3 separate regions of the Mus musculus genome follow, and all the other regions are linked to region 1. Evidence: chromatin loops called from intact Hi-C (ENCODE). Cell type or tissue: heart. All regions are shown on one strand.

Region 1 (8,000 bases):
AAAGATTAATTTATTTATTTTATGTATATGAGTACACTGTCACTGTCTTCAGACTCACCAGAAGAGGGCATTGGATTCCATTACAGATGGTTGTGAGCCACCATGTGGTTTCTGGGAAATGAACTCAGGACCTCTGGAAGAGCAGCCAGTGTTCTGAACTGCTGAGCCAACTCTCCAGCCCCCGATCTTATTTTTTTCAGCATCTATTTTTATTTATATATTTATGTCTGCATGAGTTTATGTGCAGTTCATACTGCAGGTGCTCACAGAGGGCAGAAAAAGGCATCAGGTCTCCTGGAACTAGAGTTACAGGGGTTGCAACCTGCCTGATGCTGATGTAAATGCTGAGGACAGAACCCAGGTCCCGTGTGTGAGTTGTGAGCACTCACAATTAGTTAGCCATTTCTCCAGGACCAATTTATTGTGCTCTTAAATATGCGTATGTATACACGTATGTGGTAAGGGAGTGGTATACGCACATGTGTCCAGGAGCCCGTGGAAACCAGAATAGAGCTTCGGGTCCCGGGAGCCAGAGTTACAGGCAGCTGTGAGCTGCACAACACAGGCACTGGAACCTTGGTCGTCTGCAAGAGTAGCAAATGTTCTTAACTGCTGAGCCATCTCTCGGGCCTGCAGTTCTTCATCATTACCACACTGTGGCAGCACTTGCAGCTGGCTTTGAATAAAGGACTCTCAGATGTAGAGACAAAGTGGACTTCTCATACGTGGACGACAGGAAGCTTGTGTGTGAAGGTTCACAGCGGTGCTGTTTGCAACAAACAAAAACCAGGAGGCGCCATGCGTCCTTGGAGGGGAGAATGAATGAGCATTTGTGGTGTATTCGTTCAGCTCAACGCTACCAAGCAGCCCTTGGAGCCGTAAACTGCAGCAACATTGGCAAAACAAGAGAGTCTAGGAGGTGATTTTAAGTCAAAGTACCAAGGAAGCCGAGCATGGTCGTTCATGCCTGTAATCCCATCACCTGGGAAGCTGAGACAGGAGGATTGCAATGAAGTTGAGGCTAGCCTGGGCTACAGTGTGAGACCCTGTTTCAAAAGAGAAAAGAGACCAGGTACTAAGAGTGTGTGCTACTCTGGAAAACAGTTTGGTTCCCAGCATCCAAGTCAGGCAGTTCTGGAGTGCCCGTTACTCCAGCTCCAGGAGATCAAGCGCCCCCTTCTGGACTCCAGGGGCATCTGCACTCACATGTGCCAGGCACACACCTCTCCCCAGAAACACATAAATAAAATTTAAAAAACTTTAACACCTTTAATCTTAGCACTCCGGAGGCAGAGGCAGGTGGATCTCTGAGTTTGAGGCCAACCTGGTCTACAAAATGAGTTCCAGTACAGCCAGGGCTACACAGAGAAACCCTGCATCAAATTATTATTATCATTATTATTATTATTATTATTACAATAAGAAATTAAAGACCAAAAAAAGCAACTAGGTGATGGTGGTACACACCTTTAATTCTAGGAGTCAAGAGGCAGAGGCAGGTGGATCTCTGTAAGTTTGAGCCCAGATTGTTCTGCAGAACAAGTTCCAGGACAGCCAGGGCTACACAGAGAGACCCTGTTTCAAAATAATCATGCGTGCACACGTGCATAAAAAAAGGAAGGGAGATGGTTGTTCCTCCAGGCGATCATCGAATTGGGATGAGCATATGGCTAAAGCAGCTCACCACTAGGTTCCTTAGGGTTCTTCTGTGCTCCTGTGGCACTGGGATGGAAGAATGAATGAATGAATGAATGAATGAATGAATGAATGTCATTTATTCATGAATGATAAATGAGCCAGATATCAATTTAGTTCAACCATAGTCCAGTCTGATTCGCTATACCCCGAGTTCCATCTTAAAGAAAACTGAGCTGAGAACTTAATAAACGGACCCTTTGGATAGAGGGATTGAGTTACCCTCTCCCAGTCTTCATTCAACTGTACACCTCGGGGCTGGGGACAGACAGCCTGGAGGACCTGGGAGCACCTTCTGTCTCTTTTTGGAAAATGGCTGAAATCAGATCCCTGTAAGCAGGTGGCAGGCTGGGTGGGAGAGGCCGCTGGAAAAGGATCATGGCCAAGTGAGGTGTGACTTCAACAAAGAGAGAGCTGCAAAAACATGATGCCTCCCTTGCAGAGAATCTCTTGCCTGTGCCCTGGCAGCTGCTGCGGTCTGGGGGGAGGGGTGTGTAAGGGAGGGGTCATCTGTATTATTATCAACAGTCAAAACTGACGCTTAAAGAGCAAATTCCTCCCCAATAGGCAATATGCATATTCAAAATCCCAGAAAGTGATCGATCACAGACAACTTCTCTGAACTAAACACATTTTTACTTTAACATTTTCTATTACATTTTACTTAATTTGGGAGTGTTCAGGGGGCGGGATCATGCCACAATGCACATGTGGAAGTCAGAGGACCACGTCTGGGAGTTTTACCTGCTAAGCACTTTTTTTTTACTTGCTAAGATGTATTTCTGACCCTGACTTATTTTTAGAGGATACGTTTATAGGGAAGCAATGTGATGTTAGAATATTTGTCACACACAGTGCGGGATTATGAACTCTCTCACCTGGAATTCTTTGTGACAAGAACCTTTTAAGATATGTTCTATTTTTAATTATGTATATATGTGTGTATGTGTGGAAGGTGGGCGCATGCATATACACACAGGTGCCAGAAGATGCCAGAGGCATCAGATCCCGCCGGCCTCACCCCCTCCCCGCCCCCCCCCCCAGAACTGGAGTTAGAGTGCTGGTGGGCTGGGAATGGAGCCCAAGTCCTTTTTGAGAACAGTATGTGCTATTAACCACTGAGTGACCTCTCCAGCCCTAAACTTTTTCAAATAGAACGTGGCTGTGACCCGAATTCACTGTAGTGTAGAATGGTTTGCTAAAATGTGCTCAGTAAAGAGAACTTGAGTCCTTGGACCAGGCTCTTCCACCACACAGTGAAGGAATGGTGCAGGAGGGATCTAAAGGGTTGTAAGTAAGCTTTGACTTTACCTGCTATCCTGTTGTGCTCTGAATATCCCCTTCTCTTAGGGACTGTGAGTTTGTCCATTCTCAACATTAAAGTTGCCTGGAGACGCTGCTGAAGACAAATGTCCACTAGGTGGCAGCAGTGAGTCATGGAGCGCTTCACACTCTGTGGCGGAACCCCTTGAATGTAGAGGAAACTCTTGGGAAAGGGGGAACAGCTGAGGGGCCAACTGTGGAGGGACCAGAGAGGCTCCTGGAGTCCCAGCCAGGGGGCTGTCTTCATAGTCAGGATGTTGAAGTAAATGTGACTCACGATGGAGTCATTAGATGCTTCCTGTACCACTCTGGAGTGGTGAGCCCTCTTAGCTCTGAGACCCTGACCCTTCCGATGGGATTACAAACCGAGTCGAGCTGAGCCGAGCCGAACCTGAAAAAGTCCCCGTGGTGGGAAGTTTTCAACTAAGGAGCAGAGCTAAGAAGCTCTGAATACACTTTCACAGTCTGAACTGGGTGTGAGCTGTGACTCTTCATGAGGAACGCCCTGGCAGGATGGACGGTGGCAACGCAGCTCTACCTGGGCCAGCATGGCTCAGGGGCTGCTGACCCAATGAGCCCGCTGCGTGAACTTTGTGGCACTTGCTGCCCTCGGGTCTCATTATGCAGCTCTGAGCTGGGAATGGTATCGTTACCAGCAGGTTACTGAGTGAGATTAAGTTAGATCCATTAAACAGGCAAAAGAGCCTGGCACGTGATTGCCACAGTACATGGTTCATTCATTATTCATCCCTGATTCTCTGGAAAGCATGTGCTAAGGGGGAAGACAAGGGACAATAACCATGTGGCAGCCCGTGTCCTGGAAAGTGACCTAAGTGACTGACTCTCTCTCTCTCTCTGTCTCTCTGTCGCTCTCTCTCTGATCTCCCTCCCTCTCTCTGTCCTCTCTCTTTTTCTGTCTCTGTCTCTCTACCCCCTCTATCTGTCTCTCTCTGCTCTCCCTCCCTCTGTCTGTCCTTCTCCCTCTTTCTCCCTCCCTCCCTCCTCTCCTTCACTATATAGCCCAGGCTGACCTCAAACTCACAGCTATCTCGCCCTAATGTCCTAAGTGCTAGGATTATAGATGAGTACCACTTGGGGCCTTTCTCAAGGATGAAGAGAGATGCAAGGTGACCCTGTCCTCGGTGAGCCTTCTCTGAGTCTCACCTCCTTGCTCTAGCCTTCTGTCACACTAAATCCATATTGTTCCCAATGACAATGCCCAGATGGAGCACACACAATGGGGCAGACTCCGTGCCAATGTGTCTAAGCATCCTTCATTTAATTTCCACAATAACCATAAAAAAGTCACGTGGAGATGAGCCTGGCAAAAGAGCAAACCAAGCTGCACACTCAGTAAAGGGCAGGTCGAGATGGGTCCAACGTTCGGGTTGTAGCTGCTTATGCTATCTCATCTCCTTCCCCGACGGCCCTTGTCACGTGGGATGAGCAGCCCTACCTGTCAGTCACGTGGAGCGCACTGCCGTCTGTCAGAGGCAGGAACTGTGGCTCTTTTGTCTGTGTAGCATGAGCGCTGGCAGAGGCCTGGCCAGGGGTGAGTGGATGAATGGGGAATGAGCCTCTCACAGCTCCCGGGAAGGAGCCGTAGTCACCATTGTTTTCTCTGGGTCAACCCGACCCATAGCCTCCATTCCCACCAGGGAGGACAGGCTGCGGTGGAGGACCCTGCCCCTCCCGTGCGGCCCTCACTATCGTGGAACTTAGCCATGGACCTGTACAAGCCCCTCCAGAAGGTAGAGAAACTGCCAGAACGCCATCCCATCTCCGAGCCACAAGGCTTTCTGCAGCATGAAAGCCCCGTGGAGTTTATCATGGAGTTCCCAATGAGCCTTGACCATTGGACTTAGCAGGTTGCCAGCCTGACGTTTATCAGCATGGTTCAGGCACAATTCCTTAATGACCCAGAATGCACCTGCTGCTTAATCTCCATGTCAGACACAGTTTAAAAGCTCAAGAATAGTATTCTGGATATGGATACATTCAGATGGGGGTGTGTGTCTGGTTTCTGTGTGTCTATGTGTCTGTGTGTCTATGTGTATGTGTGTGTTTGTATATCTGTGTGTTGTGTGTCATGTATGGACATTTGTGTATATGTGTGTGTCTGCGTGTGTCTGTGTGTGTATATGCATGTTTGTGTCCATGTGTGTGTATATATCTGCGTGTGTTTGTGAGTGTGTCTGTGTGTGTGCATGTTCATGTGTGTGTGTCTGTATATGTGTATGTATGGTTTCTGTATATGTGCATGTGTGTATGTGTGCACATATGTGCGCATATGTGTACATGTGTATGTGTGTGTTTGTGTGTGTACAAGTTCATGTGTGCATGGTTTCTGTGTTTGTGTGTGTGCACATACATGTGCATGGGTGTCTGTGTGTATCTATATGTATGTGTATGTTTGTGTGTCTGTGTGTTGTGTATCATGTATGCACACTTGTGTGTATGTGCATATGTATGTATGTGTGCGCATGTGTGTATGTGTGTGTGTTCATGTCTGTGTGTGTGTGTGCATCTGGTCTTTCTATATTTATGTGTGTGTATCTGGTCTTTTTGTGTCTGTATGTGTGTCTGTCTATGTGTATGTGTGTTTGTTTGTGTGTCTGTGTTTTGTGTATCATGTATGCACACTTGTACATATGTGTGCCTGTGAAAGCTAGAGTAGAACTTGGTCAGAGGAAGTAGGATTCTCATGGCTGTGATTCTGGAAACGACTCCTGATTCCAAGCTCCTTCCTTCTTCTTTGCTTCCTATCACAAGGCGAGTCCACACGCTCCCAATGCCATAATGTTCTGCCATAGATTTCCAGGATTGATGGAGCCAAGGACCAAAGAGCTTTGAGACAGACCTCCCCTGCTTCCGTTGCTTGTGATGGACACTTTGTCACAGCAATGCACAAGTGACTGGCACAGACAAGAAAGGAGCCATCCAGGGGGCGCAGCACCTGATACCTGAGAACCTCAGAAAATGGTAGCAACCACTAAGAGGCAGTAAACGATTTTACTCAGAGTTTCCAGGACAGAAGGCTCTCTTGGTTCCTTTTCTGTCGAGAAGCAACTCCAGGAAGCAAGGGCTTGTTGGGCTCACGGTTTAAGGAGATGCGATCAATCATGGAGGGGAAAGCATGGTGCCACCCCACTGAGCGTGCAGCTAGAACTCTCCATATTCTGGCAGAACAGGAAGCAGAGGGCAGACAGGAAGCAAAGCTGGGCCATAAACCCATGAGGTGTGCTCCCAGTGATGCCACTTCATCCAGAGAAAGTCCCCCTCTTAAAAGTTCCAGAACCTTCCAAAATGACACCACTGCCTAAGGAAACAAATATTCAAACATGAGCCAAAGGGGGGGACATTTCATCTTCAAACTGGAGAGATGGTATTTTCAATTTGGCGGGGTCTACTGTTCACCCAGCAGAATATGGAGGAAAAAAAAAAAGGCACGGACTTCAATAGATTTATATGAGCTCTGAGAACCCTAGGGATCAAAAATGTAAAAGCACTCCCTAAAGTAAATACTGCAGTGGACCTTTTGAGCATCTGTCTTTTCCCAGCTCAGATGTCTACTTTTACCCGTGGGAGCGTTTACTACTCTTTTCTTTTCTAAAACACTAACTCTATCACTTAAAAAATGTGGAGGGCTGAAGAGACAGAGCAGCAATTAAAAGCTCCTCTCGCAGAGAAACGAGTTCTGTGGGTTTAGTCCCCAGCACCACATGGCACTCATCCATAACTCCAGTCCTAGGGAGTCCAACTCCCTCATATCAGCGTCATGATATATTAATGCCAAGACATATCTGCACCATGACATATCAGCACCATGACATATCTGCACCATGACATATCAGCACCATGACATATCAGCACCATGACTTACTGGTACCATGTCTTATCAGCATCATGACATATTGACACAAGAAAGGTCCCCTAGGACACTAATAGTGACAGACACAGAGTTTGAGGTGTCAAAATCTGACTGTAACATCTATGCAATTCTTCTGCAAATATAAAATCATTTAAAAACCAATAGTTTTCCAGAATCATGCCTATTGATATAGGGTGGGGAAGAAATAGAGAGGGGGAAAGAGAGGAAAAGAGGAATGGGGTATCAATGCACTGTCTCACACCCAGGAGACTCAAGAAAAAGGATCTACTATTAACAAAGCAATGCATGAGGGACAGTGAGATGGCGCAGAGGACAGAGGTGCTTGTGGCCAAGCCCAACAACCTGAGTTCAATTCCTGGAACCCACATGGTGGAGAGAGAATCAGCACCACAAATGTGTCCTCTGCCTCTACATGTGTACCAGAGTGACCACACATAGACACAGAAACTACAGACACACACACAACATGCAAATGCTCTCACACACACATGTACACATGCACACACAAGCACACACACACACACACAAGCACACACATGTGTACACATGCACACACACAAGCACACACATGTACACATGCACACACACACAAGCACACACATGTGTGCATACACACATGCACACACATGTACACACACAAAGAAACCCTATATCAAAAAGAAACCAAAAGAAGAAAGAAAGAAAGAAAGAAAGAAAGAAAGAAAGAAAGAAAGAAAGAAAGAAAGGAAGGAAGGAAGGAAGGAAGAGGGGGGAGGAAGAGAAGGGGGCTGAGAGGGAAGGAAGGAAGGAAGGAAGGAAGGGAGGAAGGAAGGAAGGAAGGAAGGAAGGAAGGGAGGGAGGGAGGGAGGAAGGAAAGCAGGCAGGCAGGCAGCTGAACAAAGCGGGGGAAGCAAGCTAAAAACCCTGTTATTCTGTGGTCTCTGCTTGGGATCCAGTCTCCAGGTTCCTGCCTTCATCTCCCCATAATGGAAGTACAAGATGAAATAGAGTTTTTTCTCCCCAAGCTGGAACATTCCAGAGGAAGGAGGAAAAGGGCAAAGAGAGTGGATGCGGGGTATGATACAAAAAGAACAAAAATAGCCAAGTCACA
Region 2 (8,000 bases), 70 kb after region 1:
TCCTGGCTTGCTCAGCCTGCTCTCTTATAGAACCCAAGACTACCAGCCTAGAGATGGTCCCACCCACAAGGGGCCTTTCCCCCTTGATCACTAATTGAGAAAATGCCGTACAGTTGGATCTCATGGAGGCATTTCCGCAACTGAAGCTCCTTTCTCTGTGATAACTCCAGCTGTGTCAAGTTGACACAAAACTAGCCAGTACAGCCTGGGTGCTGTGCTGTGAGTGATCTTTGCACCATGGTTTGAAAAACCTGAGCGTCAACTTTGTTGCTCCAGCCTCTACCCTAGTCTTCCCTCCACATCTGGACCCTGCAGTCAGTGGGCTGGGTGCTTCACAGCCCTGGGGTTCTCTTCAGTCCACCTGCATGTCTGGGAAGAACTCAGATGTGCCTCTAAACAGGAAGGAGAGATGCCGGTGTCACTGGCTCTCCCTCTATCAGGAGTGTGAGTGTCCTCTAGCACAGTAGGGTGAGAGTTTCTGGTTGGAGGGTAATGTGGTGTGCATGTGCACTTCGCATCTGGGGGACATGAAAGAGGTTGGGTAATTTATAGTGTTTTATATTTGAGAGTGATTGGGGCATCCGTTGAGGATGTGAGTTATGGGGTCAATTTGAGGGCATGTGGGCATTGATGTATTTTATGAGCTCGTGGTGGAATGCAAATTATGTCTGTGGTTTCCATGTGCTGAGAGACAAGCACCTGTCTGGAGTGAAGTGGGGGGCCTGTGTCTGGGAGTCGTGTAAGACATGGTATGCTTGTGCTACGACAGGAGATGAGTGTAATGATGTTTCATGACATGCAATCTAGTGTGTGTTTGTGATATGAAGCTTGTATGTTAAGGGATTGTGTGAGGTGTGCATGTGAGGCATGGCTGTGTTACAGTGTCGGTGTCAGAGTGTGTGACTGTGGTAAGACGTGAGATGTAAGCAGCTATGGGAGAGACTCAGGTTGTTGGGGCATGCACACAGTATCAGCGCAGAGGTCAGAAAGCCTTGGTGGTATGTTCTAGATCATTCCCTCTGTCCTGAAGGCTACATCTTATGATTCCCTGCCCTTGCGTGAGCGTCTCTTCTACACAGCCCCACTCTGAAGGTCCTTAAGGCCCTCGTGCTTCTGTCTGTCTCAGGACTGCCCTTGAACACACCACAGGATATTACAGCATCTCAGGGGACAAAGCATGGCTCATCCATACTTGACTGCCTGCATGCTGCAGGCCCAGGGAACATAACCCAGAGTTGCTAACAAGCATTGCCCAGAAAAAGGACTGAACTCTCCCCGGTTCTCTGTAAGAATGATTTTATCTCTGTCGTCTCTGGAGGTGCCTGGGTTGCTCCATCCCAAACCCATTCCTCTAAGGCAAGTGTAAGCAAGTATATGTGACCAGTAGCTTAGCTCCAGCTGTAGTGGCAAGCTTAGCTAAACCACTTTGGCTCCCAGACAGTTGCGTGCTTACAAGCAGAGCCTTCTGGATTCGCGAAAAGAACACACACACACGCACACATTAGCTTATTTTTGATATGTCTTGACTAGCTCAAAGGCTGGGCAGTTCTGATCCTCCGCCCAGCTAGCATACATTTCCCTCCGGTACTCCTGACTCAACGCCTTCTGAATCTGGGTTCTCTCTTCGCTGCCCTGTTACCTTCTGGGCCCCTCCCCTAGGGCTGCTTTCCCTTCCCACTTACATTTTGGACGGTTTCTCCTTCTGCAGCTCTAAATCTGACCCATCTCGCTAGATCATCTCCAGTTTTCTCCCTGGCTGCCGGCCCTCACAAATCCCCCAGGTCCCGCCCACCTCAGTTTACCTGCCCAGCCATTGGCTGTAAAGCAATCCTTTAATGCCAATCAAATCCAGCTGGGGGCGGAGACAGAAGGTCTGGGACCTCTGCCTTTGGGAGCCGAATTGAATTGAGACAGCGTTAGAACCAATCCCTAACACCAGCTAAGCCCTAACCTCTGAAGCCTTTGCCTCCTCCCAAAATAATAATGGAGCCAACAACACACACCAAAGTCCCAAACCAAGGGGTCAGTAGTATCCCAGTCGAATTCTCCCTACCGCTTCCCAGCTTCTCTTAGCTCCGGGCATCGTCCCTGTTCCTTGGAGTCATCAAATATTCCTGTCTCTACCTCTGGCTTCACGAGGCTGTCTTCTAGCCATTTGCTTTAAACCTTTCCCCATCACACAGTCACACTGGGTTAGGGGCTTGTCTCAGTTAATTTTCCCGTTGCTGTGATAAAATACCCGGACACAAACAGCGTGTGAAGAAGGGAAGTTTGGTTAGATTCCATCGAGACGGGGGAAGCCCCAGCAGCAGGAGCCTGAGGCAGCTAACCTCAAACAAGCAACAGAGAACAAGAGGTGTGATCTCTTCCTTTTCATGCTGCCCTCCTCTGGAGTGGGTCTTCCCACCTCGGTCAACCTAATTAAGATATTCCCTCACAGCATGACTCTAGGGCCTGCCAAGTTAATGATCAGTATTAACCATCACGGAACCCCTATTCCAGTATGGCCCAGTTCTAACCTACATCTCTAATGTTCCTGTTGCCAAGGAAGGCCACACACATTTTGGGTACCAGTGCCTAGGACTTCAGCATATCTCTTGGGGGACACGATGTACCCCCACAACATTAGTTTTCAGTGGACGGTGAGCAAGGGGCAAGCCACTACCCCTCTCCAATTCCCACCTCGACAAAGTCACCTCCATCCAGGCTCCGGGATCTCCTCTCAGCTGTCATGAAATAGTTCCTGCTGATGTACACAGCCATTTCCCAAGTCATAGTCACCCCAAAGCCAGCCCTCACTGCCCTCACCTAAAAAGTTGAGGGGCCCAACCCCCTTCCTACACCCCGCATCCAGTCCCCGCATCCTGTTCCTTTCTATACAGCGTTGAGATGTTGAAAAGTTGGCCCACAAGCTACTGAACCCTGGTATGTGCAACCCCAGATTCTCCATATCCCCCGTCATCCGGAGCTGCAGGGTTCCTGGGCTGTACTAGAAACAGCTCAAAACGACCCACGACTTCATGAATTCCTGTGGCACCCACTCGGTGGCTAGGCCTAGGCCTTCCCTGAATAATGTTGGCCCTATCTTGTCCCCTTGGAAAGATGGGCTTCAAGAGCTCACCTTCCCGTGGTGGGAGGACATCAGGGGCTTAGACTAACAAATGAGGGAGAAACATGGCAAAGAGCTCCAAGTGTTAGCACCACCCAGGAGCTCCCCAGATGGTCAGTGCGCTCCAAGGTGAGTGTCGGTGAAAAAGTAGGCTCAGATGAGCTGAGGTCTATCAGAACCGCTTGGGTGCTAGTCTCAGAATGCAACTTCCTGTCCAACATTGTTCAGGGACGTCCCCAGCTTCTTGCCTGCAGGTAAGTACCGGACTGTCAACTGGCTGGAGCTCGGGCGCGCCCTGCTGGCCACTGCATTGCCGCAGTAGGAAACCAAGCCCCACACCTTCCGCAGCTAGCTGGGTCTCCCGGGTCCGCAGCCTCGATGGCAATCTAACTTCACCACTGCGACCTTAATGGGCTGGTCCTGTAGCAGGACTCATTCCGTGCTGTAAGAGCACTAAACTAGGCTAATGTCTCTCAGGGGGACTGCCACTCCCTAGGGTGTGCATTCTGCGAGTCTCAGACGTCCTGGCTGGCGTCGTCGAGGGGATGGCGGGACGGAGGGAGGAGTCTATCAGGGTCCGAGCCGGTTGGTGGATGGGGAGGGAGGAGTGGGCGGAGCCTAGGGCAGGGCGGTTCCTCGCTCTCCCTCGCTTGCTTCGAGCCGGGCTCACCTCTGACTGTCCGGGGACATGACTGGCACACCAGGAGCTGCTACCGCTGGGGATGGCGAGGCCCCTGAGCGCTCCCCGCCCTTCAGCCCGAACTACGATCTCACCGGCAAGGTGGGTGGGCTCTGCGCTCAGTGCTGGGGACCCCCCAGGCCGGCACTTAGGGACATCCCTCCCGATGTCCTTTGCCTTAGGACCCTGTCCTTCCCTGTCTACACCCCTCTTCTGGAAGTGTCAGCTGGGTCTCTGGTCTGGGGCATAACCCCTGGGCTCATCCCAGTCTCTAGGGTTCTAGGCTGACCTCGGAGGGCATGGGGTAAGGCAGATCTGAAAGACTAAGACTCCCCCACCCTAGGAACAAAAACCCAGTTCCTTCTGCCACACTTTGGAATACTGGGAGACAGGGACTCTCTGAAGACACAGACAGGGCATCCCCGCCTTCAGAGGCATCTCAAGGTTAATGCCCTTTTTGAGCTAAGCCTCAAAAAGTGACACCTGTCACAGGCGTGCAGTGCTTTGGGTCCCCACTCAGCGGTACATCCCACCCTTCCCCTCCCCACTGCCTCCAGACATAGACTCACAGCTCCTTCCCAACACCCCAGGCTGCATGTAGCCAGCCTACAAGTCCACTTGGGAATTTTCAGAAGCTGAGAAAGAACATGGCAATTAGTGACCATGGCCCACTCTCCCCCTCCCCCCGCCCGGCCCCCCGACGACCTTAAAGGCAACTCTCTGGGGTGCATACATTCTGCAGGAATGCCCTGAATAAAAGGATGTCTGTCACCACCTCTCTTATTGGTGTCCTTGGCTTAAGCAAGTACATGGAACTCTAAAAAGAGATGCTGAGCCAGCCAGCCTCTTGCACTATTTTTCTACAGGGTTTAGGAGAGAGAAGTAAGAGCTATGCCAGGTAGAAGTGATGCCTGGTCTTGAAGGGTACCTGCCTCTTTCAGGGTCTTGGTTCCTCTCAAACACCAGATCTCACTCTCACTAGGAGCTTCACATCTCCACCCCCTAGGGTTTCAGGGGAAGCCAGTCAGCCAGCCTACCCACCCAGAGACGTTGAGATAGGCGTCCTGTGTGGGCTTGTGGCAGGAAATGGGGCTCTAAGTCCTCAGGGGAGGGGAGTTGCTGATGGCCAGCCCCCACCCCCAGGCTGATGGGGATCTCCTGACCTCCTAGCCCTGCAGGACAACTGAGCTGTTTACCTAGGAGGTGGCAAGGCTGAGCAGCTGTTTGTGTTTGGTGGACTTGATGGGCTGGGTGACCGGCTGCATCATTTGCTCAAGGCAGCTGTGATCTGTAAAGTACACAAATACCGGTATTCGCCTGCCTCCCTCCCTCCCTCCCCCTGTATGGCTGGGGCCCCAGAGCCATCAGAGTGCCTGCTGGGAGCACCTGCAAAATAGCTGACCCCCAGCCTGCCAGGCTTGGCCCAGTCCTGAGTCTGTAGCTGTGGGAAAAGAGCATGATGAGAAAAGATCCTTGGAGCACCTTAGGTCTGGGGTCTTGGGCACTCTTCTTAAGTGGTCCCCATCAATCTTGTCGTTAGTCATTGACAAGCTCCAGAAAGGCTGCAAAGGAACGAGCCCCACTCCCCCACCCCACCCCCACTTTCCTCCTACTATGGTGGGCAAGCCGATGAAAATTTCCCCAAAGCACACAGTAGGGTTTTTATAATTCGGGAACTCAGCCTTGCATCCCTTCCTTTCCGACCCACTCTGACATCTCTGCCCCACAATCAACTAATCAGGCCCAAGACCCCATAGCTAAGGAAGAAAAGCTTTTTAGCTTTGTGGCTCCGCTATCAAGTTCAGAGAGCCCTGAGCAATTCCAACCTTATTAGCAGTCTAACCAGACGGCTGGGAACATTCCAGTGTTGAGTCTACACCTCCGTTCTCCAAGATGACTGAGCAGAGAACTCCCTCTACCATACCTGCATGTTCTCCACAGTGACCCAAAGATGCCAGTTCACAGCCATTTGTCCCTCTTGGGAGGTTTCTGCTAAAAACTTCAGACAAGCTGGCTCCCCATCTCAGAATAAATTCCAGTCTTCCCTAATTCCTGCAAGCCTATTATGAGCGTAAGCCCTCATTAGACACTTCCAAATAATTGTCTGACCCAAAAGGAAACTCAAACAATAGTAATTTAAAGAGAGTGTCCTGCCCATCAAGTCTTCTCTTTCTTCTTTTAAAGATGGGGGGGGGGGGCTGGTTATTTAGCCTTAGCTAGTCCTTGAACTCAGAGATCTGCCTGCCTCTGCCTCTCAAATGCTGGGATGAAGGACCCGAACCACCATGTTCCCACCCACCTGTCAAGTCTTGGTAGGCTACGGGAGGAGAGGTCCTTTTCCCTGTGTGGGAGACCCACCCACCTGAGCATACACTCAGCATCAGTAGTCTCTGCACTGGCCAGCAATGGGCAAATATATATCCAAGGTATAGACCAACGGAATGTGAAGTTCTCTGGGGATCTCCAAGTACTTTGGAGGTCTCAGCTCAGCTTCAAGGACATTGACTAGTACAAGAAGCTCAGAGGGAGAACCTCAGAGGCTGAGGCAAGGAGACTGGGGGAGAGAGGCATGGTGATGACAGGGACAGGCTCACTGGAGGCAAGTGTCCCTCTGTCCTGCTGACATCCTTCTCCACCCATCTCTCCTTCTCTGACCCTCTCTGGGGCATCTGAAATCTCAGAAGACCCCTTCTCCCCCCTCCAGTTGCTATTAACTGCCTCTGCCCCCATCTCCTAGGTGATGCTTCTTGGAGACTCGGGCGTCGGCAAAACCTGTTTCCTGATCCAATTCAAAGACGGGGCCTTCCTGTCCGGAACCTTCATAGCCACCGTCGGCATAGACTTCAGGGTGAGGTGGCTGCAGGCTCCTCCTGCAGTGAGCTGGGCTACAGCTCAGGCTCAAGAAGGATGCTCTCTCCTTGTCTGCTTTGAATCCTGAGGGCACCTGGGGCTTACTGCCTGGAAGGCCCCAAAGGCGCTCCCACCAGGACCACAGAGATGGCTAGGTCAAAGGAGTCTGGGTAGGGCTGGCACCTTGCCCACCTTCTTCTCAGCTCTTGGATAATGTCCCCAAAACAAGGTAGCTTCATGGTCTTAAGTCCAGAGAGCCCCTTTCTAGTGGTCATCTGAACTGGGCTCTTCTGTCAAGGTCAGTTTTCAAGAAGCAATTGCCAAGTAGCTGAAGGTCTGGATTCAAAGGCAACAGATCTCAGGGCTGTCTCCCATCCCACTCCCCATCCCCAGGTATCTAAGATCTCTATATCAGTGTGCAAGAGGGACCACTGAGTACTATATATCAAAGGATCCCAGAGGGAAAGGGCCTAGCCCTAGCAGGTGAGCCTACAGAAGCTTCATGCTTCTCCCAGTGAACTGAGTGCTGAGGCTTCATGGAGAGAACTATGGGGAAAGATGGTCAAGCCTCAGAAGGCCTCGGGATGCTAATGGGTGCCTCATCACTAAAGGTGAACCCTGAGAGACAGAGATTGAAGCAGGGAAGGGGCAGAGCCTCGCACACCCTCCCTGTGCTGCCTGCTGAGTCCAACAGAGGACCAGGCAGGTTTGAAGGTTCTCGCTGCCTCGCTAGGTTAGGAGAAGAATGGATGGAGGGATCTTCGAGCAGGTCCCCACTGCTCTGTTGGCTGAAGATGTCTCAGGCTCACCACAATGCCCCACTGACTGGGACAGGAAATTGGCAGAACTCTGGGGGCCAGCCTCCCCTCCCCTCCCATCCCATCCCGACCCTCTGCCCTTTTCTCTTTCAGAATAAAGTGGTGACAGTGGATGGTGCCAGGGTGAAGCTTCAGGTACAAGCAGAAGCTGGGGCGGAGGAGGGGCTCGTGCTTGCTTGCCTCTCAACCTGAACCACAGGCCTGCAGCCCTGGCCTCAGCCTGGGGTAACTTCCTGTGGGGCCCATGAGAGGAAACTGCTTTTCTTTGTTTGATATCTGCAGAAAAAGCAGTTCCCAGGCACCCTTTCTCCTATCAAAGGCGACTCAAAGTACCCTCAGCCCGACTCAGCCTCCCTCGGGCCCCCTCCCTCCCAGTTTTCTGAGTCTCTACTGAGCTAAGGATCCCCAACCCCTAGGCTGGAGAAGAGGAAACAGCAGTAAATAGGCTTAGGATCCCAGAAAGGCGATTTAAGAGGTCGTCAGATGCTGGGGAGCCTTGAGAACTGTGAGAAACCCAAAGAAGGAAACGGCTCCCCCCCGGCCC
Region 3 (8,000 bases), 98 kb after region 1:
AAAAATAAGTTTTAGTTGCAAGTAAGGTATTGCATGGTAGTGTTATGGAGGTGGGGGTGTCTTGTTTTCTGAAATTATCAAACAAGTCTTTCTGTGTACTGGGTCATCAAAATGTCAAATGTACACGCACTGGGTTGCAGCCAAAAAAGTTGTAGCCACTGGCCTCCGGTATGAAGTCTGGAGTCCAACCTCCTCTGTTCTCCTCCTGCAAACTTTCTGAGCTGACCTTTGCTCTCTCCCTCATCTAGGCCCCTTGCCTGAGCCCTTCAGCAATGGAGAGATACAGAAGGTAAGGGGTCCCCTAACCCACTACCCCCACATCTCTGTAGGGACAGGGCAAGTGGTGGCACAGATGAGAGACTGGCTTAGGCTCACACATCGGGGACCAGTTCCAAATTCTTCCTGAGTTTCGAGCCTTAGGCCTGCCAGAGTACCCCAGCCCCTGTCAGGGGGCAAAGCTGTCACTTGGGAAAGGCTAGCCTGGGGCCCCTCTGCAGCCCCCGCCTCCAACTCCCACCATACAGAAGAGGCCATTCTTTCCCCTAAGAACAGAACCTCAGTGTCTGGCTGCTGGTCCTACTACTTCCAACCCCTCCTCCTCGGGCAGAGGGGAAGGGGGTGAGGCTGGGAGCCAGCCGAGGCCGTGGAAGGACCCAGGAAGGGGCTGAGTGCCAGGCTCAACACCCCAGCCAAAACCTCTACTCAGGCATGGGCTGTCTCAGAATCAGACCATGGAGCCGGGAGTGGGCAGGATCTGCTGAAAGGCTCCTCATCAGGAGACCTGGTGGAGGCAAGAATCCAGCCATGATCCCAGCCTGCTGCCGCCCCATCCATGTTCTAGAACACCCGATCTATCTTCTCTCTCAAAGACCCTGGTTGGCTACTTTGGAGTTAAGGGATCATAGATGTTCTTCACACCAAACAGAGAGGAAGGACCCAGGTAGCCCTGTGCTCCAGGAAGCCCCTCCTGGGTCACTGGTCCAAGTGAGTCAGTGCTCAGGAGTGCTGGGGAGGATGAGCGGGCAGCAGTTCTCCGCCCCTGCCTAGGTGATGGATGGAACCAGGCTGCCCCAATCCTTTTAGGAATGCAGTAGTGTAAATCTGGAATCTGGATGGATGGCCAAGGCCTGAGCGAGGACCCTTCTCTCCTCGGGAGTTTCCTTTCCCATTCCCTGCCAACACATATTTTCTCCTCTCTGTGCCAGGAGAGCAGCCGTGAAGCCCTGGTGGAGCCAGCTTCAGAGAGCCCCAGGCCAGCCCTGGCAAGATCTGCCTCCAGCGATACCAGTGAGGAGGTAGGCTGGCCCCATGGGGGTTGGTTACGGGAAGCCATTTCCAGGATACTCTGGTTCCTGGCACACTAGCCTGCCCTTGAGGTCATGTGCTGAGGTGCAGTTTGTTCTTGTGACCTGACTACCCTGGCCATTGCTCCAAGGGATCTAATCCACTTCTCTGATGCCAAGGACTGGGGATCCCTCGGGTGGACAATTTGACTCCTTCCTCTTCTTTACAGCTAAATTCCCAAGACAGCCCCAAGAGACAAGTTTCCACAGAGCCCTCATCTACCTCCTCCTCCTCCTCTGACCCCATCTTGGACCTCAACATCTCCTTGGCTGTGGCTAAAGAGAGGGCCCACCAGAAGCGCAGTAGCAAGAGGGCCCCGCAGATGGACTGGAGCAAGAAAAATGAACTCTTCAGCAACCTCTGAGCATCCCACCTCCGTGGGCTTGTGCTAGAGGGTGGGGCTGCCCACCCTACCTAGCTCCCCTTCCCTTCTCCCCAGGTGCCCACCAATCAACATTCAGATCAGCATCAGCACCCACCCCACTTCCTGACAAATCTGATTTTTCTAGAATCCTGTTCTTCCCTCACCTTAGGGAAGGAGAATGTTTGTCCTGTCTCCCTACACTTCCCTGAGGGCTTCTTCCTACCAAAGTGTCCCCTCACCAGTCTGCCTAGAGCATCACTGGAACCCGCACTAAACAAGGACCTTTGGACCAGACAAGAAGTCTTCCCTCAACTACGTGTGATGACCAAGTCCAAGGTTGACCAGGGACTGTCTACAGCAGCCACAGCCACTGTGCACAATGGACAGGGTGCCCAGGTCCTCGGAGCTTTGGCTTGGCATCTTGGGTTCATTTGATTTTTTTTTTTAAAGAGTGTAGTATTGAGATTTTAGAGTTCTCGTTTTCATGATTCTTGTGATTTTCCTGGTCGTTGTACCCAGGGCATGGCAATGGCCTCATCCTTAAAATGTTATTTCTACTCTCACCCTGAGAGACCTGGGCAGCCAGGCTTTCCCCAGGCTGCCCGCCCTGAGCCAGGTGCCACCACTGTAAGGAAATGCCTTCAGAAATTCACTGGTTCCTTCAAAGCGCTCAAGCCTCTGTGTCCTCCTTTGTCTCTTTGCTTTCCAGCCTCGCACGCGGCGGGTAGTGTGGGTAATGACTTCCCAGGCAGAGGCAGGATGCGCTCCTGGACACCCATCTAGGGATCCGGCCACCACAGGCTTGAATGACTCTGGGGTCCACTAGGCCCGAGTCTGCGAGTCAGTGCGCCCTGGGGTGTGGAACGGTAGGGATGCTTATAGGGACTCTGGGAAGAGGAGGGTGACAGGAGAGTTCTTGGACACGACAAGTGGAATCTTAGTGCAAAGCTGCGTCCGGGATTTGAGGACTTGACTCTCCCCATCCCCGCCCTGTGTATTCACCCTCTATTCTCCCTCTCATCCCCCAAGGGTGTAGATTTTCAGTGATCTGAGCCTGCCCCAGACACCTGTGTCTCCCAATGGCCTGACTGATCCAGCACAGAAGAGTAGACCACTTAGCCTCCGGACACATTGTGTGGCAAGGTGGGATAGGAGGGACTTTGCAAAGGGAAATAGACTGCCTCTCTGTCAAGAGGCTTTTGAGGGCCCAGGCTGCAGGGCCAGGAGGTCCTAGGACCGGTGTTCAAGAAAAAGGGAGTGTGGCCCAGGCCACTTCCCGTTCACCTATTCTACAGGAAGACCACCCGAAACCAGGTCGCTGGTCTGAAGGAACAAGTAAAGAGGAACTGGCTGAGAAGCCCTGGAGCTCTGGGTTGGGAGAAGGGCCAGTGACTATCTGGCCATCTTAGCATTAAGGTCTGGATTCCTTACAAGAGCCCATCCGGAGCCTTTATCACAGTACCTGTCATCCTGTGCCTGCCTGCTCGGCCAGCTCTGGCCTCCCTCATCCACCCACACTTCTAAGAACCCTTTGACCCCAGGTGGAGGTCCCCAGGCTGGTGTAACAGGCCTAAGTACTGCCCTTCAGGGCTTGGAGGAACCCCTCCCTATCTCACCTGCTGGGTGGAGAAACCTTGGGGGACCTTTGACTCTAAGCTAGACCAGAACTCCTGGCTAAGGTCTGGAGTAGAGTCCAAAGGGAACCCGTAACAAGCTCCACTTCAAATTCAGGAGATATGGAGAGCAGTTTTTTTCCCTGCAGTCTCAGGTAAGAAGCCAGGACTGGGGGTGCTGGGAGATCTCGGCAGTAACCTTATCCGGAGCCATCTCTCACAAATGCACTCTGTCAGCTGTTTTGAAATCATGCCTGGCCTTTCTTCCTCACTTCTTCAGATAACAAAGGGGGATTGGGGGGGATGACACCCTTCGCCAGAGCCTAAAGAACTTTGCCAACAGTCTGGCCATCCCGAAACCGTGCCTCTGCTGCCCCCTAGTGACCAGGTTCAGTGCAGCTGCCCAGAGGCGAGGGTGATAGCTGAACGGAAGAGCCTGAAGTACTCGTACTTGAGGGAGGGGCTGAGAGTGGCCTTCAGTTTCTCTCACCTGCCGCAGGCTCCAGGCCTCTCTGACAGGGATGCTCCCCAGATACACGGAGCTATATTCAGAAGTCGCTCTTCCCTCAGACCTGTCTGGTCCCAAGGATGCTGGGCAGAGGGGCCAACCCACTCCTTCACCACATCACCTGTCTGACCTGCTGACAGGACCGACTGCCCCTGCCCTCCCCTTCCCCAGGGGGAGGGTGGGTGAACAAACAAGGGAAGCTGCCCAAACGAGTGCTTTACTCAGCCAGGGCCCCAGGGAAGGCTGGCTCTCCACATCCATCCGTTCCAGTCCCCACCTCCACCCTGACTTTTGATGGGCTCCAGCCACCCCTTCCTGTGCAGTCAGGGTCAGTGTGTGGCTCGGAGTTGGCGAGTGTTCTTGACCACTGCTAACCAGGGGAGGCCATGGCTGGCTCAGGAGAGCCTGGCGCAGACTGAAGAGACTGCACTTGTGTCTCCCATGCAGCCGTCTGGCCTTGGGAGTGGGCAGTTCCAACTCTTCTGCTCGCTCAGGGTGGCTGTCACAGGCTCGGCCTTCCTGGTCCTGTAGGGTCTCTCTTCCATGTGGCTCGTCTGCTCTAGAATCCACTTCCGCTCTGGCTCGCTCACTGCCAGCCTGAGTGTCACCTCCTGGAAGACGTTGCTCATAGCCACCTGTAGAAGCCAGAGAGCAGACCTACTGAGTACCACCCCAACACCAACAGCCCTGCTTCCCTAGGCCTCCCCACCAATGATGCCCTGACCTGCTTAAAGTGAAGTTTCTGGAACATCCGGATGCTAGGTTCATTTTCTTGCCCGATTTTGGCCTCAAACTTGGTCAGACCTAACTTCGTCACACCTCCAGTTACAGGGGGGCGGGGAGGGGAGAAGAACACAGTAAAAGCTCTACTCTTCTAGCCTCTGGTCCCAGTCTGCAGTTGGGGGCTTGTCATCTGCTGTTTCCCCCACCACCCCCAGAGGTTCAGCTGAGCTCTGCCCACCTCTACCCATGTGGTCAGTTCTGTCTGTCTTACCGTAGGACATGATCAGGAGAGACGCCTCAGTGCCAAGTCCCTGCCGCCTGTAGCTAGGCTCTAGGAGAAAGAGCACACTCACTGTGCCTGGTACTGGACACCAGGCTCTGGTGTGCATACCTGACAGGTACTGGCTCACTAATTTACCAAAACTCCACTGTTAGCATTCTGCCCGGGAAAGGCAGGCACACAGAAGTGGCAGGGCACACGAGGCTCCCAGCAATCTGAACCCTGCTCCTTTCACCAGGGAGCTCTTGGCAGAAGCTAAGGACCAAGGACGCACAAGCAGACAGGGCTCCTGCACAGCACGGCAGGACGTCTCCTGAATTGTTGCTCTGTGGAGGATCTCCTCCCAAGCAAGGGACAGGTGGAGCTGTGAAGATGACAAACGGGTGGGGCTACGGGTGGGGAAGATGGCTTTGATGCCCAGAATCCATGTGAAAAAGCTAGGTGTGGTGGCATAGACTGGGAGCCCTGGACTGGGGAGGCACAGCCAGCTAGCCTGGCCCACTTGGCAACTTCCAAGCTGGTCAGAAACCCTGTCTTAACAAAAAAAAAAAACGAAGACTTAAAAAGGTTGATGGTATGTGAGAAACAGAAGCCAAAATTGTCCTCTGGTGCATTCGAGAGTGCGCGCACGTGCACACACACACACACACACACACACCCAGGCTAAAGGTTAGGGTCACACCAAGGCATATGGAAGAAAGTGATGAACCCAAGGGTTAGTCACCGTGCTAAATGTGGGACAGGGGGACAATCAGCCACCATCCAGCGCTAGCTGACGACAGCTGACTGAGCCAGCCCTGGGCACCCAGTAAGCTCTCTGAGGTTCTGTGGGAACCTGGTGAGACAAACCTGCAATCATGACCTCGATCTCCCCCAAGGTGGGGTCTTCAAGGTCTGTGAGGAAGAGGTTCACATCTCCCACCATGCAGCTCTCTTCAGGGGGCCGAGGCTGGGCCTGCCATTTCTCTGCATCCAGCACAATGAAGGTGCACTCTGAGGGCAGAGGCAACAGGGTTAGCACCTGCAGACTTGATCTGAAGTGGAAAACAGCCTTCTCCAAGACATCTGTACTCAAAGGAACAAGGAACCCGAAGGGTAGGAGGACCTCTACCAGGCCACACACAGCAAGGGAGGGGACAGCAGGGCCTAAACAAACAGCTAGAAATCAAACTGCTTTATTTTCTCTACATCCCTCCAAGCCCAGGAAAAAGGAGTCAGCCGCAGGGATCACTTCACTTTAAGCGGTTCAAGTATGAGCAACCTCCAAACTTGTCACCATCGTAGCTTAGTGACGCCCCCGGAGGGGCAGCAGCTGAGGAGTGAGAGAAAGGGAGGGTGGAGGCTGCCTGGGGTGGGGGTGGGGGCCTCCTCACTGTCTTCATCTTCACACCAGCTACACTGCATCTCATACTCCTGCTGTAGGGTCAGCTGCTCTGAGGCTGTCAGATGCCGCAGTTCTTCTGACTTCATCCACTCGTGGTATCTGCAGGGGTGGGGAGGGGCAAAGGCCTGCCTTAGATGAGAGATACTGACTCAACAGCACTGGGCTTCCTGGGTGTGGAGGGACAGGCCTGGAGGCTCAGCACCCAGGGGGGTGGAGCCAGGAGGAGCAGCCCGTTCAAAGCTACCCTGCGTTCTAGGAGACCCTTTCTTCAAAGCAAATGAACAGGAAGAGGAGGAAGTGTTTAAGCTCTGTTTGGGAGTATTCTATGCCAGGCTCTCAACACTACAATATCCAAGCAGCAATGAAGTATAAGGTACAAACAAACAAGAATCTGACACTGGGTGTGGTGGCGCATGCTTTAGTCCCAGCACCAGGGAGGCAAAGGCAGGTAGGTCTCTTTCTATAGCCTACATAGTTCTAGGCCAGCCAGGACTACCCAGTGAGTCCCTGTCTCTAAATAAATATACATAAATTTAAAAATAAAATAAAATACGGATGTGACATCCGCTCTTTTCTGGTTTTGCCCACACAGGATAAGTGCTGTGGAAGTAAGGACGTTAGTCATTTTCACTCTATGTCTAAACACATTGTAGCTGGGCAGTGGTGGCGCACGCCTTTGATCCCAGCACTTGGGAGGCAGAGACAGGTGGATTTCTGAGTTCGAGGCCAGCATGGTCTACAAAGTGAGTTCCAGGACAGCCAGGGCTACACAGAGAAACAGAGAAACCCTATCTCGGGGGGGGGGGGGGGGATAAAAACAAAAACATTGTAGGTATTCAGTTAATATATAATCGATTAAAAAAATACCCCACTCAAAAAAAGAAAAAGAAAAACCACAAAAAGTCTGAGTTTGTGCTTTCTGAGGTGAAGTGGGTATGGGTAGGCAGGAAAGGTAGGTTCTTTTCTCAGGCAGCAGCAGAGAGGGTAGCTCTAGGGGCCCAGCTTCCCACCCAGGTAATATAAAACCAAACACTCCCCCAGTTCCTGAGGGTAAGGGTATGCCAGTCCAGCCCAGCAAAGAGGGCTGAGGAGACCTCTACAAGGCAGGGTGACAGATCTCCCCAATGCAAAACTATTGTCCCCTACAGAGCCAGCTTCTCAATCTGTCAGATGTTTGCCAACTAACCTCACAAAGAGTCCCTGAATCTCACTTCTGGCCTTTAAACAGTAGGCATCAAAATAATGAATTCAACATCTGGGACAAGCACACGTTAAGTCTCCAGAGGATACCAGGGAACGCCATAAGTAATTTAGAACGAGGGAAGAAGACATGGCTTTGTTTTTTTGTTACACACACATCTAGATGATGTAATCCCTCATTGAAAAGCCAAAAAGAAAGCAGAGAGATGGATGACAAGGAAAATAAATGAAAAATGAGCCCTCCACTTCAGCTTTATTCCTCCTGCATGTAATTCCCACCCCCAACCCCCCACTTTGAGTCACAGTCTCATTAAGTATCCCTAGCTGGCCTGGAACTTATTATATTGCCCAGGCTAGCCTCAATCTCACGGAAGAGATGGACCTGCCTCTGTCTCCCAAGTGTTGGGCCAGAATCAAAGGTGTACAGCACCACACAAGTGACGTTTGTTAAACAAGACAGGCTCCTAGATTAAGGCACCCTGTTTCCAATTGCCCTCCACGCTACAACCAGTCGGGTAATGAGTTAGTTACCTGGGCACATGCTCGGAGGTGTAGGGTACCAGGACCACCTTCTTGCCCACTAG

What was found. Hi-C counts contacts between places; a loop is a spot of excess contacts. Peaks named below come from ENCODE experiments on the same cell type or tissue, not always from the same donor. Only the 100,000 strongest peaks of a DNase experiment are listed, where the experiment ranks them.
Region 2: it touches region 1 in a loop (10-fold over the local background); 36 of 42 quality-filtered maps call a loop at or near these places.
Region 3: it touches region 1 in a loop (9-fold over the local background); 6 of 42 quality-filtered maps call a loop at or near these places.

What each region holds. Positions count from the first base shown.
Region 1 is chr11:115,080,402-115,088,401 of GRCm38, forward strand. No RefSeq gene overlaps it. Among named protein-coding and RNA genes, the nearest start is that of Cd300e, 22 kb to the left of the region's middle. In heart, a CTCF peak has its summit at 651; a DNase peak (open chromatin) is centred at 3,140; H3K27me3 peaks cover 3,167 bases.
Region 2 is chr11:115,150,402-115,158,401 of GRCm38, forward strand. Rab37 (RAB37, member RAS oncogene family) reads left to right here and starts at 3,777. Exons shown (of 9, transcript NM_021411.4): 1 at 3,777-3,890; 2 at 6,526-6,636; 3 at 7,550-7,591. The coding sequence starts at 3,798. In heart, a CTCF peak has its summit at 3,416 (motif pointing left); DNase peaks (open chromatin) are centred at 1,820, 3,540 and 7,690; H3K4me3 peaks cover 2,088 bases; H3K27ac peaks cover 2,300 bases; H3K27me3 peaks cover 4,195 bases.
Region 3 is chr11:115,178,802-115,186,801 of GRCm38, forward strand. It overlaps Slc9a3r1 (solute carrier family 9 (sodium/hydrogen exchanger), member 3 regulator 1), which reads left to right. Exons shown (of 6, transcript NM_012030.2): 4 at 249-289; 5 at 1,206-1,295; 6 at 1,514-2,377. The coding sequence ends at 1,708. It overlaps Nat9 (N-acetyltransferase 9 (GCN5-related, putative)), which reads right to left. Exons shown (of 7, transcript NM_025400.4): 2 at 7,948-8,000; 3 at 6,206-6,315; 4 at 5,682-5,825; 5 at 4,824-4,883; 6 at 4,554-4,648; 7 at 4,028-4,464. The coding sequence ends at 4,225. Among named protein-coding and RNA genes, the nearest start is that of Nat9, 4.6 kb to the right of the region's middle. In heart, a CTCF peak has its summit at 3,715 (motif pointing left); DNase peaks (open chromatin) are centred at 1,310, 3,720 and 6,360; H3K4me3 peaks cover 545 bases; H3K27ac peaks cover 373 bases; H3K27me3 peaks cover 269 bases.